Linked DNA regions of Homo sapiens: region 2 is linked to region 1. A link is a contact called in ENCODE Hi-C data. All regions are on one chromosome and are shown on one strand. Each heading gives the region's core, a stretch centred on a gene start or an enhancer-like site at or near the end of the contact. The rest is flanking DNA. Distances are from core to core; before and after follow the strand shown. Region 1 has its middle 180 kb from the start of LINC03062. Region 2 overlaps SEMA4D (semaphorin 4D).

Region 1 (5,019 bases), core at 880-3,379:
TCCAGGTGAAATGTAGGGAAGGGCCCTGAAAAGTTAGTGCTGAGAAAGAACTAGGGAGAAAATGTTTTGAACCTCAAGCCTTCCAAATCTTGTAAGAGGCTGGAATACATTTATGCAGAGTCACAGAGAAGTCTCCCAAGCCCAATCCAGGCCATCAGTGTTTTGTGTTCCATTAAGACTGGCACATTTGGAGAAGTGGCTGCTGAGCGTGTGGGTTACGGGGGTACAACTACCCTGGCATGTGGATGGCAGGTGGCCAGGTGGCTGGTGGAGCTGACCTCTGACCTCCAAGGTGTGGCTGAGCCCCACGAGCCAACACTGCCTTGAACCACAGCTACATCAGGTGGAAACACAGCTCAGAGCAGTACCTGGTCACACAAGCTCCAGGGCAGTCTTGAGGGAATGGTCTGGAAAGTTTGAATGCACGTGGCTGTGCCGGGGTAAGGTGACCATGGCGGTATGGCTGCAGCTCCTGGGAACTGCCTGGGGCCAGGAGCTTTGACAGGTGAAGCTGCTCCCTTAGCAGAGTGTATACCACCTGTAGATCCTGCTGCCACTCAGACGCCCAGTGAACCCCCCAGCCCTGCCCAGGGCATTGCATCTGGGGGCATCCCGTGACCTCTCACATACCTTGTATGATGGTTAATTTCGTGTTTCAACTTGGCTGGGCCACAGGGTACCCAGATATTTAGCCAAACATTATTCTGGGCATGTGCGTAGGGTGTTTCTGGATGACACTGGCATTTGAATTGGTGGACTTAGTAAAGCAGGGGGCCTCCCCAAGGACGAGACCTCATCCAGCTCACAGAGATCCTAAAGAGAGCAAAATGGCTGAGTAAGAGGGAATATCCACCTGACTGCATGATCTGAGACGTGGATCTTCCCCTGTCTTCGGACTCAAACTGAACATCAATTTCTTGAGTCTCAAGCTTGCCAGACTTCAGTCTGGAAGTTTGAAGGGATTTCCACCTTGAAAACAGCAGATCTGGGGAAGTGTCAGCCTTCCTACTCATGTGACCCAGCTCTTCTTTCCCTGTGTTTACACACCCACTGGTTCTGTTTCTCTGGTGGACCCTAAAGAATACACTCAGTATTCTCCGCCATTGAGAGGCATGGCCCTCACGCCTCCTTCCTGCTTGGACTTGAGATCAAAAGGCAGAACTACCACCTGCGTTAATGCATCAGGATGTGATGGTGCACAAGGGCTGGTCCTCTCCTTGAACTGCCACAGCACCTGATAGCAGGCACCAGCTTTACAGGGGAGGCTGCCGCAGACTTAGTGAACAGCGTGGTACCATGTGGCAGGAACCACTGTGGGTTTAAGGGCTTGCATACATTTCACATCTCAGCAAAGATGTCCACATTCTCTGATGACACCTAAGATTAGCTTGAAGTTCTTGGAAGAAGCCTCAAATATTATCACCTAATGAAGTTTAGATGTATTTTAGATGGAGAGTTGAGAGTCCTTTTACCCCTTACCTGATTTGAGTCCTGGATGATCTCAGCAACATTGTTTCCTGGGGGCCTGAAAAAAAAAAAGGGAAAGATTGAGGTGGACTAAATTTTTATATTTAAGAGGCGCTCATGCATAGTGTGAGTGTGAAACAAAAAAGCCTGTCTAAATAAGCAAATAAAACAGTGGAAATCCATTTTTTAAACCTGAATGCTGGGGCCTGGGCGTAGTGGACATAGCAGCATTAACATTTGGAAAGAATGCTTGAAAACCCTTTCAAAAGAAGCCACGTAAGAGGTGTGTGCATGCACACACACACAGCCTGTTGATGCAATTTATGTGTCCACATTTAATTTCTAAAAAACCTTCCAAATTTGCAAGCACACAATGCTGTAAGTCCTAGAGCTTCTAGGGAGCTCCCCTTGCAAATCCGATGCTGAGGATCAGGCTTTTTTTTTTTTTTTTTTTTTTTTTTTTTCAGAGTGCTTTTAGAACACCGTGTAGGACAGGATGTAGAAATGGGAAACTCACTGGTGTTCTGGCGATACCACAGCCAGACTAAACTGAGCAGAGAATCACCTGCTTGCAATGTAGAATTTCAGAGGGAAGGCAGAGAACAGGCTGGTCTCAGCCTGATGGGGTGATGGGGAATGGAGTACTGTGCACTCCAGTCCCCGCCTGCAGCCTGGTGCCAGCCAGCTAGGGGCAGAAGACAGCCCTGCACTCAGCTCATCCTCTCTGCTCCCAGCTGGGCTCTTAGTTCACACTGGCTGATCAAGAGCTAATATGTCTCCTTTCCCTGAAATATAATGAGGGAAATGTGACTTTGGCTTTGATTCTTCCCTTCCATCTACTTCCTCTAACCAACAACAAAGCTCCCATTTCACTAATGGTTCCTGATGTGATCCGAGCCCCACTAAATAGTTTATGAGAAATGGCTATTTTTATGTGAGCAGAAAAGAGCAGTTCCTGGAAAGCTGGGGCAGCCCTTCATGTCTGGGCTGATGAGATCATCAGTCTCAGGAAGCCGCTGCTCTGCCGGGGCCATTATTCACTATGAGTGCTCCTGTGTCCACGGAAGCCATCCATCCGGCCACCAGGAGACATGGCCTGGGAGCACTGCGTTGGAGAGAGGCTGACTTACCTAAAGTCCGCTTTCCCTGCTTTCCTTGTTGTGACATTTAAGAACAACGTCCTGAACGTGAGAGAATGGAGAAAGGAGACTTTAATGGGGGGTTACAACTGGTTCTAACTGGGGTCCCTGGATCAGGAATATCAGCATTGTTAGAAATGCACATTCTCAGGCCCCATGGGCAGCACCGTGTGGCTGCTAAGGGCAGGGTCTCTAAGCTGTACTGCCTCTGGGCTTGCAGCCTGGCCCTGTCCCTCATTAGCCAGAGGATCCTACTGTGCCTGTCTCCCTGCTGGCAGAACGGGCATCAAATCTCATCCCTCTGTCCAGTGTTGCTGCAAGGATTACACAGGCATCTATGTAAAGCCACTGCAGCAGGTACTGTGTATTAAGTGCTCAATAAAATGGTCAGCTGTCTTGTGATGTCAGAATGCCAACAGGGTAAGTGGCAGGGCCTGTTTCTTCTCAGGGAGGTCACAGTCTTGGGCACCTTCGTGTCCATGGAGATCCCAGGCCTGTGTGAGCTGCAGGTTCTGCCCTCAGAGAGGTGGCTCTAGAAAACAAGCCAAGCTGAGCTCGTAAATCTCCTCCCTAGAGGGGCACCTGCCACATTAGGAGGCGCTCTATTTATGCGTTCATATGAGAGTGCTAAAAGCTGCTCTCACTCCTCATCCATCCCAGTGGTACAGGCCGAACAGTGCCCTCTCAGAAAGGATCTGCTGAAGTCCTAACCTCCAGCACCTCAGGATGTGACCCTATTTGGACATAGGGTCTTAGCAGAGGTAACTGAGTTAAAACAAGACTGTTAGAGTGGGCTGTAAGCCAATCTGGCTGGACTGCCTGTAAGAAGGGGAGATTTGGTCATAGACAGGTACAGAGGGGCATTGGGAGGAGATGGCCGTCTCCAAGCTAGGAAGCCACTCCCCACCACACACCAGATCTGCTGGTACCCACCCTGGCCCCCCGGCCTCCTGCACTGTGAGAAGTGACTGCCTGCCGTCGAAGCCACCCAGTCCCTGGTGATGAGTCTGGCAGCCGAGCTGAGCGACACAGCTGGAAATTCCCCGGCCTTTCTTTCCTCTCACTTCTCTGTTCTGTTGCCAGTGACATCTGCTCTGATGATCTATGGCCATGTGACAAACCACCCCAAACTTTAGTGGCTTAAAACAATATTAATCAGTTATTTTGCCCAGGAATCTGCAGCTTGGGCAGGACTCAGCCTGAACAGCTCTCCCTGCTAGCCCCTTGCCTGCTGTGTCCACTAGACGGGATGGGCAGATCCACTTCCAGGATGGTGCGAGCAAGCTGCTGCTCTCTGTGGTGGGATTGGTGGGAGCTGTGGCTTCCCCTCAGCATGAAACTGGGCTCCAAGAGCACATCTAGGAGACAGGATGTGGAAGCTGTTCTTTCCTAAAGTCTGGACCTGCTCAGAAATTGGCATGGTGCCCCGCCCTCACCATGTTCTATTTGTAGACAAGTCATGGAGCCCAGATGCAAGGAGCAGCAGGGAGATAGACTGCACCTCTCATGAGTGAGAGCCAGGGAGTTCGGGGCATGTTGAAAACCACTACATATCACTGACGAGGTTTTTAGGTGTGAGTTCCTGAGAATGTCATCCTTTCTCTGCCCAATTTTCAGCTTAAATGACAACCCTATGAGCAGGTACGTGGTACCCACTTTGTGCTCTGGGCAGTGCTTTGCACTTTGAGATTAGGAGAGAGATGTGGTCCCGACCCCCACATCATTCAGTAGCAGGGCCCACAGCCATAGCTTTTAAGCTTGTCTCTGTTCAAACAACATCATGAAAGGCCAACATTAAACAGACAGGCAAGGTTGGGAGCGTGGCGCAAAGGGTGGCCTGCCTCCCTTCCAGCTTCTTTCTTCTACTACGACCCCCAGGGAACTGTAGGCACAAACACTAGGTTGATGAAAAGTTATGAGCATACAAGCTCAGAGATCGGGGTTGGAATACTTAATCCACAGCTTCTGAGGTGCCCCTTGAGCAAGTCACTGAACCACTCTGACCCTCAGTTTCCTCTCCTGTAAAACAGGGTAATAAAAATATCTCCCTTCCTTGTCCATCATGAAATGTAAGCACAACCTTATGTCAAAAGAATGGCATTTAAAGGCCCCTACTACCAAATTCTGAGCTTGGGTGAAACTGTGTTAGGCTTCCAGGAATGGGAAGATGCCTAGGCTGAAATCCAAGCTGGGCCCTGCAGGCTAGGAAGCTTAAATAAGGGGAGCAGGGAGGAGGAAAAACAGAGCAGACAGGAGGATCATCATCAGCAAGCAGTCACGTGGGCCAAAACGTGCTGTGGGCAGAGGTGGCAGCAATCAGGATGCCAGGCTTTCTGGACAGGGTGCCCGGGAGGGGAGTCTGGGGAGACGCCATTCAGAGTGGACACTGGGTTTGTGCGTACGTAATGCTCGA
Region 2 (4,356 bases), core at 1-2,500, 350 kb before region 1:
TCTGTTCAGCAGGGCTACTTGGGGGCTTTTCATGATCAAGTCCCAGACTTGCTCTTTCTCATCCAGGTCATGACCAGCCCTTTTTCGCTGCTGCTTTTTCATTTTCGCAGCAGAGGTGGGGAGGTACAAAACTAATTAGCGTCAACCAGTCTCCAAAGTGTATTCACAACACAAGGTCTCTATGTTGTGTTTAAAGAACCAAATGGTGGGCCGGGCATGGTGGCTCACGCCTGTAATCCCAGCACTTTGGGAGGCTGAGGCGGGCATATCACGAGGTCAGGAGTTCAAGATCAGCCTGGCCAACATGGTGAAACCCCATCTCTACTAAAAATATAAAAATTAGCAGGGTGTGGCGGCGGGCACCTGTAATCCCAGCTACTTGGGAGGCTGAGGCAGGAGGCTTGCTTGAACCCAGGAGGTGGAGGTTGCGGTGAGCCGAGATTGCACCACTGCACTCCAGCCTGGGTGACAGAGCAAGACTCCGTCTCAGACAAAAAAAAAAAAAGAACCAAATCGTGCCAACTAGAGCCAAAGGCTTAACTTCAACCCTTGCAGTCATGGGGGCACTTTCTCCACTTTCCACCTTAGACACGTGCTTTTGGGGTTCTATGTGCTTTTCTTAAATTTCAGAATCAGAACACCAGTCAAAAATGGAGAGTGTGACTCACCTTCCCCCACCCCCAAGAAAACTGCCACAAAACCGCACTGTGAGCCTGTTTCTTCCTCTCTTCTCTCAGATGCACTACGCTCTCAGGGACCAAGGACACTTTGTTCTAATCATGTTGAAGATGTAAAACAAAAATACTTAATTGTAAATTGAATTATTTCACCAAGATGCTACCTGTGAGAAAAAAGGAATGGCTGGAAATCCTGCCTTCCGACCTGGGTTTCGGATGATTATAAACAGCTGGGGTGGGGCTGAGGACCTCAGGGGCAAGGCAGCCACAGTTGGGGGTGGGGGGCAACACATTACAAGTCCAGCAGCAGGGCGCAGCCAGGCTGCCTCTGGCCACCTCCCCAATGCCCAGGATCTGGACAGGAAAAGACAGGAGTTCATCAATAAGGAGAGACCCCTCAGATGTGGGGTGCAACACCCCAGCTAGGAAGGGCAGCAACAGGTCCTCTCCCTGCAAGATCATGGGAACAAAGAAGAGGACAGGGACACTGAGGACAGGGTTCAAAACCCACTGGTCTCCCCAGAGTGAAGCACCCCCAGGGGAAACTGACAGCAACTCAGGCAGTCACAGAGGTCAACCATCAGAGAGGTGAGTGCTAGACAAAAACCACATCCTCATTCTTTGGGTCCATTAGGAAATGGGCAGGGTTGCAGGGGTCCCCCGCCTCCTGGAGAGGGCTGGATAAGCCTGAGTTACCACGGGGTGTGGGGGGAGGGTGCGGAGAGCACCCCCAGGGCGAGGGTCCTGCTCTCTGCTCAGCCCACAGTGACATCTCTAATGCAAGCATATGCTGGCTCTAAATTATATTAGCTTGCTTGCTTTATTTGGATGCATCTCTGTTTTTGACACCATGTCCTCTCTATAGCTATAAACATCTCGCATGCTTTACAAAGCACTGAGCACACAATAATTAACCAATACTCACTGACCAACCTGTCAGGGGCAAAGAGGACCAGCCCAGGAAGGGGGCACATTTCCACATATCACCCAAGAGCCTCTCACGCTGGCTCAGACCCACAGACAAGACTGGGAAGATCCGCCCACAGAATGTTCCTCCTTGCCCTCCATGACCAGATTCTCACTTTAAAAAGAGCCCTTAGTCCGGTGCATCCCGCGGAGAACAGACAAGAGGGGCCTAAGTCCCCAGGAAACCAGCACCATCCATCCGGTGAGATTGCTGGCCACTCAGCCCAGGGGTGATGGCTGCTAACGGGTCACTTAAAAAAAATGACCATGCATTAAAAACATTATTAAATCATCACTCACAAGAGAACCAAGGAGGTGTCACAATCCCTTCAGAGGGGAAGTCAAAGAATCACAAAAAGACATGGAGTTGGCTGGGGGAATGGGGATGGATTGGGCCATGATGGATTGATAATTAGGGGGCTTCCTTTTGGGGTGCTGGAAATGTCTTGGAGCTAGAGGTTGCACAACATTGCAAATGTACTAACTGCCATGGAACTATTCACTTTAATATGATTAACTTTATGTTATGTGAATTTCACCTCAAGAAAAAAATAATACAGAGTAAAAGAATATTGACATGAATTTCCAACGGACACAATACCAGCCTTTTCCATGGGGAGTCAATTGTCTCTCCAGGAGGCTGAACCCATTTGCACGTCTAGGGACAAGGATTATTTGCATTGCCTTCGGATATCTATGACTTACAGAGCTGTACAAAGACAGGTGAGCCCTGGGTGGCCCCAGTGCTCCATTCAAAGGCTGCCTATGCCCAAGTCCAAGGTGGAATGAGGAGAAGATGGAGTCCACAGGTTTAGGAGGAAACCAGCTTTAGCCGATGGGAAGGTGATGCTGCAGAATAAGGTGTGTCTAGAGATGGTGTCAGGAGTGACTCCTGCATTTCTTGGAGGCAGGGGGGAAGGTGGGCTCACTGGAGCACTGGGGCTTGAGGAGATGGTCCACCATGTGACACAGTGAGAAGCCGAGGTGTCCAAGGCACCATGAAGGGGCAGGACCACACAGGGTGCACGCCAGGCAGTTTGCAGCCCTGGCCTGGCTAGGGGCTTCCGTAGCACAGTGCCGCAGCTCCTGGGGCACACACCAAGGGATCAGGCACACGAAATGCTCAATGACACACACAAACATAATTTCCCCTGACTTGTACAAAAAATAGGGTGATCACTCCGCTCTGAGTTCCCACGTAGTGATGCAGACTCATTTTCAGAAACGCCTTTTCTTTCTGCCAATCTGGAATTCTTTCTGGGCTCCTCGAACACCTCTAAGAATCCACAACCTTAGACAGAGGGCTGCCTGGGGCCTTTCCCTTCCGGCTTTCCCCAGGCATCCACACCTACAACACCTGGGACACGCTAACACTCACAGGCCAGGTGAACACATGCTTGACTGCTCTCCATATGTACCGAGGGCTGCCCATGACCTCTGTGAGTGACCTTTCTGTCTAGACCATACGCAGTGCATCATCGAGGGAGCACACAGCCCCCGTGTGCACAAGGTCATGCTCCAGAAGCATCACTCACCTGCATGTGCACACTCTCAAGGCACAGCCAACTCCACTTTTCCACTGCAATTAGTACACAGTAATTATTACCCAAACCCAGCACATGGAAACATGGTCTGCAGCCTACATGGACTGTGTTTCCAGTGAGTTGTCCTTGTGTGCAGCAGGGAGGCGGCTACCAGGTCACAAGCATTCACCTCGGAGTGCACATGACGATGACCAATACGAGCCTGATGTCATTATCGGAGCCTCCTTCAAGGATGCTGCTCCCTCCCCACAGTGGTCTTGTTACTCTATAACTAGAAGTTTCTGAGCCACCAGCTCCAGAATGCAAGGCCCAAAAAGGGCCCTGTTACTCTTTTACAAGCAACCAGAGCAGAAACGAAAATGTCACCAACCTCCCAGAAAGAAACTGAATTATTCATCTGCAGCATTCACAGCCCCATGTGTGAAGTTAACGGGGGTTGTCCCCCTTGTTGTTCAGGCTGAAAAGTTTCCATGACTAGATGTGGGCACTCCTGTCCCAGCTCGTGTATCATGCCTGCCTCCTTCCTGGTGGCCACACAAGGACATGGGTACACGGCCCTTGCACTTGTATGAGCACGTGCCCACCCTTTCTCCTCACGTCCTCACATCCCCAGCTTCCCGGCTCCTTACACCGTAGAACCTGGATGACCTTGTGAAAACACACACATCTGATGCTCCCTCCGAGGTCCCTATACCACAGCATCCTTTGAGTTCACAGCCATCCGGTTCCTACAATTCAGCCCCAAAGGAGACTAGGGCCATCAGTTACATAAGGACATACATGGTGGAGGAGTTGATTTCATTCTCCTCCTTTGAGTTACCTGAACTTCTTACAGGAAATGTGTTATTTGTTTAATCCGGGGGAGTGGGGGAGGGGGAACCACACCTGGGAGCGCATGATTTTTTTTTTTTTTTTTTGAGACAGAATCTCACTCTGTTGCCCAGGCTGGAGTGCAGTGGTACAATCTCAGCTTACTGCAACCTCTGCCTCTCAGGTTCAAGAGATTCTCCTGCCTCAGCCTCCCAAGTAGCTGGGATTGTAGGTGCGCACCATCACGCCCAGCTAATTTTTGTATTTTTAGTAGAGACAGGATTTCACCACGTTGGTCAGGCTGGTCTTGAACTTCTGACCTTGTGATCCACCTGCCTCAGCCTCCCAAAGTGCTGGGA

Evidence for each region. A loop is a pair of places that touch in the nucleus more often than their neighbours do. Pooled maps may share reads with other maps.
Region 2: a loop to region 1 is called in a pooled map, with 4 times the contacts of the local background. The contact joins two enhancer-like sites. A Hi-C loop is called at or near these places in 1 of 168 maps with a recorded cell type or tissue (breast epithelium), 1 of 37 single-sample maps with no recorded cell type and 2 of 50 pooled maps.

Annotation. Positions count from the first base shown.
Region 1 is chr9:89,812,441-89,817,459 of GRCh38, forward strand. No RefSeq gene overlaps it. Among named protein-coding and RNA genes, the nearest start is that of LINC03062, 180 kb to the left of the region's middle. RefSeq lists enhancers at 3,512-3,621, 3,672-3,771. Within about 2 kb of position 2,130, at least 3 of the 41 ENCODE cell types and tissues checked have a DNase peak (open chromatin) inside an H3K27ac peak, as active enhancers do.
Region 2 is chr9:89,463,446-89,467,801 of GRCh38, forward strand. All of the region lies in intron 1 of SEMA4D (semaphorin 4D), which reads right to left. Among named protein-coding and RNA genes, the nearest start is that of SEMA4D, 32 kb to the right of the region's middle. RefSeq lists a silencer at 372-441 and enhancers at 952-1,011, 2,200-2,896, 2,897-3,592, 3,962-4,356. Within about 2 kb of position 1,251, at least 8 of the 41 ENCODE cell types and tissues checked have a DNase peak (open chromatin) inside an H3K27ac peak, as active enhancers do.